Regions from separate parts of the Mus musculus genome. Here all the other regions are linked to region 3. The links are chromatin contacts, found by POLR2A ChIA-PET in ENCODE. All regions are on one chromosome and are shown on one strand. Each heading gives the region's core, a stretch centred on a gene start or an enhancer-like site at or near the end of the contact. The rest is flanking DNA. Distances are from core to core; before and after follow the strand shown.

What was found. ChIA-PET counts read pairs that join two places held with the same protein, here RNA polymerase II (POLR2A).
Region 1: POLR2A ChIA-PET joins it to region 3 with 17 read pairs in embryonic stem cell. The contact joins the promoter of Cdca3 here to the promoter of Lrrc23 in region 3. POLR2A ChIA-PET finds 5 or more read pairs at or near these places in 3 of 5 experiments (Patski and embryonic stem cell).
Region 2: POLR2A ChIA-PET joins it to region 3 with 37 read pairs in embryonic stem cell. The contact joins the promoter of Grcc10 here to the promoter of Lrrc23 in region 3. POLR2A ChIA-PET finds 5 or more read pairs at or near these places in 5 of 5 experiments (Patski and embryonic stem cell).

Annotation. Positions count from the first base shown.
Region 1 is chr6:124,828,704-124,832,027 of GRCm38, reverse strand. It overlaps Cdca3 (cell division cycle associated 3), which reads right to left and starts at 1,852. Exons shown (of 6, transcript NM_013538.5): 1 at 1,755-1,852; 2 at 1,378-1,525; 3 at 540-666. The coding sequence starts at 1,497. Usp5 (ubiquitin specific peptidase 5 (isopeptidase T)) reads left to right here and starts at 2,544. Exons shown (of 20, transcript NM_001326594.1): 1 at 2,544-2,743. The coding sequence starts at 2,633.
Region 2 is chr6:124,739,419-124,742,644 of GRCm38, reverse strand. Grcc10 (gene rich cluster, C10 gene) reads left to right here and starts at 1,576. Exons shown (of 3, transcript NM_013535.2): 1 at 1,576-1,725; 2 at 1,950-2,126. The coding sequence starts at 1,674. It overlaps Rnu7 (U7 small nuclear RNA), which reads left to right and starts at 1,359; the gene lies at 1,359-1,420. Atn1 (atrophin 1) reads left to right here. Exons shown (of 10, transcript NM_007881.4): 10 at 1-101.
Region 3 is chr6:124,778,336-124,781,661 of GRCm38, reverse strand. It overlaps Lrrc23 (leucine rich repeat containing 23), which reads left to right and starts at 1,935. Exons shown (of 8, transcript NM_001302555.1): 1 at 1,935-2,012; 2 at 2,516-2,650; 3 at 2,736-2,845; 4 at 3,317-3,326. The coding sequence starts at 2,534.

The sequences.
Region 1 (3,324 bases), core at 603-3,102, 50 kb before region 3:
GGGGGAAAATGATCTGGAGAAGATCGGAGATAAGCGCTGGGTGGCGTCCCGGCCAGGTACAATTCTAGCACTCCAGTACTGAAGTAGGATTGCCTCAAGTTCCAGGCCAGCCTGGGATACAACGGGAGGCCTTGACTTAAAAAGAAAATGGGAAAAGACAAAAACAGCCGATCAGCGGACAAAGGAGCTTGTTAGCAAACCTGATGGCCCTAGTTGGAGGCCAAGAAGCTACACGTAGAAGGGGAGAACTGACTCCCTCAAATTGTCCTCTGACCTTCACATGTGAACTGTGCCAGGTGTGGGCCTCCACCCCCACCCCCAAATCTGTGTTAGAAAATGTTTTTAAGTGAGAAAGGTCCCATACAGGAGGATAGAAACCCTGGCATGCTTAAGACCTTTGGTTAAAACCCCAGACAAAAAAAAACCAAATAAATAAACAACAACAACAACAACAACAACAACCCAGTAAAACAAAAATGGTGGTGAAAGCACCCTAGAATAGGTGTCAGTTTCAGGCACCCCCTGAGCCCATCACTTGCCTGGACCACTGATCTTCATGGGTGTCCGTGCAATGCCAAGAGTAGGAGAGCGGGGATCTGGGTCTTGTGCCTGTTTGAGACCGTTCAGCTGTTCTGCTGGTAGGCTTGGCTGTGGAGAGCTCTCTACCTGTCAATACCACAGGTTAGAATAAGTCTGGGCCCTGGGCTGGAGAGATGGCTCAGCGGTTAAGAGCACTGGCTGTTCTTCCAGAGGTCCTGAGTTCAATTCCCAGCAACCACATGGTGGTTCACAACCATCTGTAATGGGATCTGATGCCCTCTTCTGGTGTGTCTGAAGACAGCAACAGGGTACTCATATACAAAATAAATAAATAAATCTTTAAAAAAAAAAAAAAGTCTGGGCCCTGACCTTTATCTCCTCCCCATATTTCTAGCCAGACCTGCGACTGCCCAGTGCAGGTTAAAGAATGCAGAAAGTTGCCAGGCACGGTAATGGCACATGCCTTTTATCTCAGTACTTGGGAGGCAGGAGGATCTCTATATGTTTGAGGCCAACCTGGTCTCCATTGTGACAGGGCTACATGGTGAGACCCCGTCTTTAAAAAAAAAAAAAAAAAAAAAAGGCAGAAAGTCAGCTAATGAAAAAAGAGATCATGTATTTGAAAGACAGCAAGGAGGGGTATACGGAAGGGTTTGGAGGGAGGGACAGGCAGATATGACAAGATTATATTAGAGCCTCAAAAATAAATAATAAAAGGGGGAGGGATGGAGAAAGTAGGGTTCCAGTGGCAGTGGGAATGAGGGCTCATGTAAACAAGCTAGGCAGAGGCCCGCATCCAGACAGCCTCCCTGCATTCCCCAGCCCAGCCCAGTATACCTGAATAGGAGTGCGCTGGATGCCAGCACTAGGTGAACGAGGGTCTGCTACTCGAGCCACTTGCTTGTTGCGTGGCAGAGGCCGTGCTGGAGTGCCTGAGACGCTCTGAGTCGAACCCATCTCCACTGGGGCTGGGGACGGGGCCCGGCTGTGCAGATGCAGAGGAAGGGACGTCCGTCAGAAGAGACTCAGAGCTTACTGCTTCCGTGTCGGACCTCTGACCCCATACCCACCCGATCTTCCCAGCTTCCAGCAGAGGAACCTCCGGGTCGCTAGCCCAGAGAACTCTGCAAGGATAACGAATGGAGATTTTTAACAGAGCAGTCAGGTCTGCGGGAGCCTTCGTATTTAACCACTAATTCATTCACATTACTTACCGGGCCCCAGCTCGACCTCTGCCCGAACACCAGCTAGAGAAATAACTCCCAAAGCCCGGAGTTTCAAACTTCCCTCCACGCCCCCTGCCCCGACCCTATTGGCTAAGCCGAAGCAGACTCTCATAGGCCAGTTGTGGAAAATGCGCCTTCCGGAGCAGAAAGCCATTGGTCTGAAGGATGTCTATCATGAGGACTGGCCAATGGGCTGAGGACTGGCTTGCCCTCCGGTGGTGGCTCCGTGAGCTGGGGACTTTTGTTTAGTATCAGCCTGACAGCGGTGGACTTGATGGGTGCCACTCGGCCTTTCTGTTTCATTAAACAAAATAGAATGAGTTATCAGACTGTATGCACAAAGCCAGCTGGAGACGGAGTTAATATGGTTTGTCTAAAGCGAAACAGCCATCCTTATTGGTTGACGGAGTTATCACGCATCTCTCAAAATCGCCTCATTGACTACTGCTTTTCAAATACCAAGACAAGTGCTTTCTGATTGGACGAGTCCTTGGCAAAGTTTCAGTAATCAATGCGTTTAAACAATTCACAGTTTCTGCTCTGCACGTAAGGCATTCTAGAGTCCTTGAATCACAGCTCCTGCAACTCCCAGCCCTCCTGGAACCGCCACATGAGCACTTGCCCTGGGAGAGCAGGATTGGTCCTTTCGGCCATCAGTTGTACCCGCGGCGCTTTTTATTGGTATTCGCTGAGTGGGGGCAGAGGGTGGAGCGCCAGGAGGCAGGCTGGGTCCAACTGCCGATCTCGCGCGTCTTGCCTTTAGCGCATGCGCACACTGAGTCGCGCTCATTGGATGCGAGAGACGGAGGGGGGCGGTACTAGGTACAGTGGGAGCTGCTGTGTGAGGAGGAGCTGCTGCCGGTGTCATGGCGGAGCTGAGTGAAGAGGCGCTGCTGTCAGTGTTACCGACGATCCGTGTCCCCAAGGCGGGAGACCGGGTCCATAAAGACGAGTGCGCTTTCTCTTTCGACACGCCGGTAAGCCCATTCCCCACGCCCGCGACGACCACGACTTCCTTCCATTGCCCTGGTCATTCGGCCAGGCCTGCAAACCTTGGGCTACCGCCTCCTTGCGATGCACCCTGGGACTTGTAGTTTTCTCCATACCTCTCTGCTTTTGCTTTTCATTCTCTGTAGCTGTAGTATGACTACCACTCCCGGAAGCTACAGCTCTCGCCTTGCCCACTCCTGGTCTCGTGAAGCATTATGGGCATTGTAGTTGGCCATGTCCCTAGTTCCTATTCTAAGTTCGAATTGTAACCCGTACGGCGAACTACATCCCCCAGGCGACTCCCAGAAAAACCCTTGAATGTGGCCTTGCACGTTGCGCAGGGCTCTCCGGGTTTTGTAGTTTCATGTGGGAGGAGTAGGGGCGACTCCCCGCTGTTCAGGGCAAGGGTTGAGATTGGGAAGGTATGTATCCTGCAGCTTCTAGTCTGGAAGAGGATGCCAATCTGTGAAGAAGTCCGATTTAGAGAAACACTGAGTTAAATAGCCTCCACTAGTGGTTAATTTGGACAGGGGATGAGGAGGTGGGCCATTGGTCAGGGAGGAGGAAA
Region 2 (3,226 bases), core at 327-2,826, 39 kb after region 3:
CACATTAATAATTTATATATATAAATATCTATATGATGCTCTTTAAAAAACATCCTGACCAAAACCAACCAAACAAAAACATCCTCACAGTTCCCCAGGAATATGTCTGTGACGTGTTTTTTATTTGGGGGAGGGTGGTTGCAGTGGGTAGGGTGTTGGGGTGGGTAGGGAGAGAGGTCTGGTTGTTGTAGGGGAAGTGGGAAGGGATGAATGGGGTTTTCTTATGGAAACTTAGGAGTTGGACAAGGCTCTTTTTTATTACTCATTTATTTTACAAGAGTCTTCATGCATACCAGAAGAGAATATCAAATCCCATTACAGATGGTTGTGAGCCACCAAGTGGTTGCTGGGAATTGAACTCAGGACACCTGGAAGAGCAGTCTGTGCTCTTAACCCCCTGAGCCATCTCTTTAACCTGACAAGGCTCTTCTTGATCTTGGATGCTCAGCTATACTTATGGGGTGCCCTGTCCTAGACCTTTAGATTGGGGAGTTCAGGCTCCTGAGGCCGTTCAGAGCAAGAATAGGCGCACAGCAAGCATAAGCAAATCTAAGACCTACTCAGCCCTTGGAAGTACATCACTGACATAATGTGCCACCAGAGTGCTCCAGAGACAGTTTCAGAGATCTGAATCCCTTCTCAGCATAGTTTATGATTTGAAACAGTTAAAGGTGTATAACATGGAGGCCAATAAGATTAGTATTTGTAAAAGATTTACTAATAGTTAGGTGTATGAGCTCATGTCTGCGCTTATGAATGCAAGGCCTCAAAAGAGACCAGAAGCTGTTGGGTCCCTGTAGCTTGGAGTTAGGGCAGTTAGGAATTGCCAAGCAGGGTGAGCCATCTTTGCAACCCCTCTATTTTTAATGAAGCAGGGCCATGGAGCCCAAGCTGGCCTTGAACTTCTCAGCTTTTGTGCTGGTATCACAGAAATGTGGCGCTATGCCCGGTCGGGCCTGATGTTCCAGAGTCTTTGCAGTGTGGGGAACTTGTAAGGATGAGACTACAAGACATCGGGCCACATCGCCTGCCACTACTTAAGTCCGATTCACTTCGGCTTTAGCTCCAAGCCTTTAATCTCGCGAAGCTCTTTTTTTTTTTTTAACAACATAGGAGCTGTGATTGGCTGTTTTCAGCCAATCAGCACTGACTCATTTGCATAGCCTTTACAAGCGGTCACAAACTCAAGAAACGAGCGGTTTTAATAGTCTTTTAGAATATTGTTTATCGAACCGAATAAGGAACTGTGCTTTGTGATTCACATATCAGTGGAGGGGTGTGGAAATGGCACCTTGATCTCACCCTCATCGAAAGTGGAGTTGATGTCCTTCCCTGGCTCGCTACAGACGCACTTCCGCAAGTGTTACAGCTCTTTTAGAATTTGTCTAGCAGGTTTTCTGACTTCGGTCGGAAAACCCCTCCCAATTTCACTGGTCTACAATGAAAGCAAAACAGTTCTCTTCCCCGCTCCCCGGTGTGTGAGAGGGGCTTTGATCCTTCTCTGGTTTCCTAGGAAACGCGTATGTGCTAGAGCCACGCTCTGAGACTTCCGCCTCGTGCGGTCCCGCTTCCTTTCTGCCTCCTCTGGCCTGCATCCGTGGGGGAGGTGGCTGGCTGCAGGGTTCTCCGGATCTCTTCTGTGTTCCCACTACTCAAGCACCGAGTGGCGTTCTATGGCGTCCGCCTCGGCTCAGCCCGCGGCCCTGAGCGCGGAGCAGGCCAAGGGTGAGGAAAGAGCCTAGTCTGGGTGTGGGCCGTCTTCTGGGGGGAGGGCGCGATACTATTCTTTGCCTCTCCAAGTGGGGCCCTTGCCCATTAGGGCGAAGGGTTGGGAGGACAAGCTTATCGGGTTGCTTGCAGGCCTCGGCCCACTAATTCCCTGCCTCTTCCCTCCTCTGGGCTCGCCCGCCGTCCTCCGCGGACCTCTCTGGGATGCTTCCGTCTCGCAGTGGTCCTGGCGGAGGTGATTCAAGCGTTCTCGGCCCCAGAGAATGCCGTGCGCATGGACGAGGCTAGAGACAATGCGTGCAACGATATGGGCAAGATGCTGCAATTTGTGCTGCCCGTAGCCACACAGATCCAACAAGAGGTTATTAAAGCCTATGGCTTCAGCTGCGACGGGGAAGGTGGGTCCCACAGGGCTTGGCAAAGGAATGGACTGGGGGTGGGACGCATGATGATGCCCCCCCCCCCCCCCGATCGATCTTTTTCTCGCCACAGGGCGGCAGTCACATCAAACATTGCCACTCACAGTTCAGGGACTAGACTTAAGCCCCGCCTGAAAAGTTATGGCTCTTGAAGCCAGGCATGGCCACAGTGGCCTTTCATCCCAGCATTTGAGAAGCAGAGGCAGGCAGGTCTCTGAGTTCAAGGCCAGCCTGGTATGTAGGGTGAGGAGTTCCAGGGTAGCCATGGCTATACAAAGAAAACCCTGTCTTGAAAAAACAAAAACCCACCAAACAAAAGTTCTGGCTCTAGAGTCCAAAGCCCTACATAGGCAAGTGTTTCTCCATGGCCCTCGAACTTCCCAGCTCTCCCCGAGTCAGGATCGCAGTAAGTTGCCCAGAATGGCCTTGAACCAGAGACCCACCTTTCTCAGCCTTTTGAGTAAGTGACAGGCTTGAGTCACTGGGCCCAGCTCTAACCTGAACTCTCTCGTGTACCTGAACTCTTTCTTGTCTGCCTTTTGGCTAATAGGTTTGGTGTGGCAGGTTGAGCCCTCTCTTCCCAAGGACAGTTGTTTATTAATTTTGTGTTTGTTTGTTTGTTTGTTTGTTTGTTAGCTAGCCAGGACTACCAGGGAGTCTCTTTCAAATCAGGCTGCTTGAGGCTAAGCTGCTGAACGTGGTTCACCCGAGACTGAAAACATAATGCTTTTTAATTTTTTGTTTGTTTGTTTGAGACAGGGTTTCTCTGTGTAGCCCTGGCTATCTTGGAACTCAATCTGTAGACCAGGCAGGCCTCGAACTCAAGAGACCCACCTACCTCTGCCTCCCGAGTGCTGGGATTAAGGGCAGGCCCAGCTGTTTTAGGGCTTTTTTATATTGCATCCAGTTGTGCCTAGTGAAAACCGGGGCGGGGTTGGTTGAAGCCATGCAGGACATGGGGGTGAATTGTCCTCTATTGCAGATGGCTGCCTGACGAAAGGAGATCTTCTGCTCTAGGGAGCCCCCTTGGCTGCCTCCACACACTGGTCCCCAGCAGTGTGGCTTGACTTGCTTCTGAT
Region 3 (3,326 bases), core at 686-3,185:
AACTTAAAACAATCCTCCTGCCTCAGCAACAAAGTGCTGGGATTACAAGACTGTATCACTTAACACACTTCCATTTGCAAAGCACTTCCAGTTTTCAGAGCACATTAATGTTTATTCTTTTTGCCTCTTAATCCCAGTACTTGGAAGGCTGAGGCAAGGTTGCTGTGAATTTGAGGCCAGCTTGGGCTACACAGCGAATTCCAGGCCATCCTGGGCTACATGGTGACATTTTGACTCAAAATATCATTTTTAATTTATTTTCTCGCCATAACCTCAGTACTGAGAACACGGGGTGGAAAGGGGTGGGGGAGGGGCAGGGATCTGTTTACTACCGGGTCAACCAAGTGCAAAACCACTTACATTGGTTTTTTTTGGAAAACTCTCTAATTCTTTGAGATAAACGCTGTTTCATTTTGAAGTAGCCCTGCCTAGCCCAGACCATTCTCCTGCTTCAGCTTACAGACAGCTGCTGTTCACAGCCGTGTGCCACCATGCATAATTCAGCAATATATTTATAGATGATATAGGCTGAAGAACACACAGCTTTGAGTAGCAGAGCTGTTTGGAACCCAGGATTTATGCTTTAAAGCTACCGCTGTTGCTAGAGCTCCCGTTCCTTGACACCAAGAGAACAGATTTGTCGATTACGTTCCCCAAACTCGACTGATCCAAAGGAACACTTTCTGACTTCCAGCCCACACATATTCCATCAGACCACTTTGCAATCTTTAAAAAGATTAGTTTACCCAAGTGTATGGTTGTGTGTGTATGTGTGTGTGGGTGGGGAGAGTATGTGCATGAAGGCCAGAGACATTGGATCCCCTGGAGATGGAGTCCTAGATGGTTGGGAGCCACCTTTTGTGGGTGCTGAAAACTCTGCAATTGCACGAGTGCTCTCAACCCCTGAGCCATCTAGCCTCCAATTTGCATTTTATATAAAGCAGGTAACAATTAGTCCCATGTGTTCCTGTATCAAGCATTCTCTTTTCCTTAGACTCCACAAGATAGTGTTAGTTGGGCATGGTTGCGCTCACCTGTAATCCCAGTGTTTAAGAGGCTGGGAAAGGAGTGACTTCGAGGCAGCCTGGCTTACATAGAAAGTCTGCTGCTTCAGAGGAAAACAGCAACAGCGAAGACACAGAGTAACTCAGCAGACTCCTCCCAGTTCTTAACGTTACGTTTATTCTACAGAATTCTAGAGGACTGCTAGTAATCAGCAGATCTACCAAGACTCCAAGCCAGACCTTTTATTTTTTAGATGTATTAATTTTATTATTTTATGTGTAGAGGTCAGAAGATGGCATCAGATCGCTAGAGCAGGAGTTACAGATGGTTTGTGAGTGCTGGGAATAGAGCTGGGTCTTTTAGAAGAACAGCCAGGGCCCTTAATCTCTGAGTTATCTTTCCTGCCAGAGGGGGTCGCAGGGGTCGCAAAGCTGGGTCTTAAAGGTTTGCACCACCAGGCCACCTTCGAAGTAAATGAGCGGAACCCGGCCAGCAACAAATCCCATAACTTAGTATTTCTTGCTTCTCTTCGTGCCTTTCCCCCCTCATCCATCTCCTTTTTGCTTCTTAGGTATAGTCTTAAAGCCCAATTCCTTTGCATCCGGACATCTAATTGCTTTAAGGACTTAATGGCCAGCCCCGCCTCCCTCCCGCTTCTCAGTGCTGCTGTTAATATTGGACCATTGTTTTATGTCCGCCGACAATTAACTCCTTGACACTCTTTTCTCGCCTTCTCCTGGTTCCTGGGATTAGAAATTTGGCCTCGTAACCTGGCAACTACTGAGCTACCCGCTGAGGGTGGAAAGAGGGGCGTTAGGGTTTTTGCTTTGCGGTTGAGGTACTCTAAACTCTCAACGGAAGCTGGCTGCAAAGCTAAGCGTCCCGCCCCTGTTGCCATAACAACAATAAATAACTCCGGCTACCCCGTTGCGTCTTCCAAAAAAACAGTCTTGGCGTCTCAGCACAAAGATCCTCTCCTTAACTACTTCTAGAGGAGCAGAGTCAGGGTCTGCGCCCACTTCTGAAGGCGAACTGGGTTGGAGGGTTGAAGACTTCGTGTCAGGGAAATGGTGGTGTTAAGCAAAGAGGCCGCATTAGAAGAGGGGTTGGGGTGGAAGGGAACCCAACCCGGAGGTGAGGTGTGGGTAAAGAAGGGGAGGAGGAGTAGGTAGGGGAGATTTTAGGAGGACATGTAGAACTGTATCAAAGGGAATTGAGGAAGGAGGACGCTGGGCTGCTGGGACACTGTTGGAGGCAAGTGACAGCAGGAACAGTCCGGGAGTGTGGGAAAGTGTCCTGAAGGGAGCAGGGGTGGAGTGGGAGGAGGCTCCGAGCAGAGACTGGGAGTCCAAAGACGGTCTCCAGCATGAGGAAAGATGCACAAGTGGGAGTTCAGAGGAGACAGACTGTATAGGGCACCTGTAGCTGGAGGTGAGGGACTGGAGGGTTGGGGGGGTGGGAGCTAAGACCTTCTTTCTCAGGACCAGGACTGAGTCTCATCTGACTCCAGAGCGCAGGGCAGAGAAAGATGTCGGATGAAGATGATGTGGATGACGTTGATGCAGAACAGGATGAAGTGGAAAGTGACAAGGAGATAGAGGAATGGGAAGACTACAGGAAAGAGACAGAAGAAGCCTCTGAGGAAGTGAGAGCCTGCTTCAGGAGGGCTCCCGGGGCTCGGGACTAGAGGGGAGCTGGAGAGGGATGCCTGTATTCCCCACCTCTTACAGTGGCTGCCCACCCCCATCACGGAGGCCATGATGAAGGAAGGGCTCTCATTACTCTGCAAGATTGGCAGTGGACTGGCTCACGCTTATATTAAGCTGGAGGCTAAGGACAGGTGAGGACTGCGAGACGGGAGCATCTCGTGCCTTCCCTCTCTCATTCCTGAGTGTTTGGGCTAGAGCTCATGGGAAGACATGGTGGGCTTCGCTTTTCAGAACGTCCGTCCGGGACTCTTAGGTGACTGGGAGGGTAGCTTAGCAGTGGAGAACTTGCCTAGTATGCACAAGGCTCCAGGTTCATTCCCAGCACCAAAAACAACACACTGAAGCTTCTGTGGAGGAGTCTCTGTTTGGCTCCGAGATGTAGCTTAGTAGTATGAAAGGTCGTCTGCCATGTGCAAGGCACTAGTTTTGATCTCTGCACTGAAAAACAAGAAGAAAACCCCACTTGCCTCCTCTTCCCCTCCGTCTCTGTCATCCCAGTACAAGGCTTCTCTGCATTGCTCTCTGTCCTAGCACCTGTGCCGTTTCTCTCTGGGTTCTTATCCTTTCCGGTGGATCTCTCCCCCCCCCCTCCCACCTCCTAGGGACCTCACA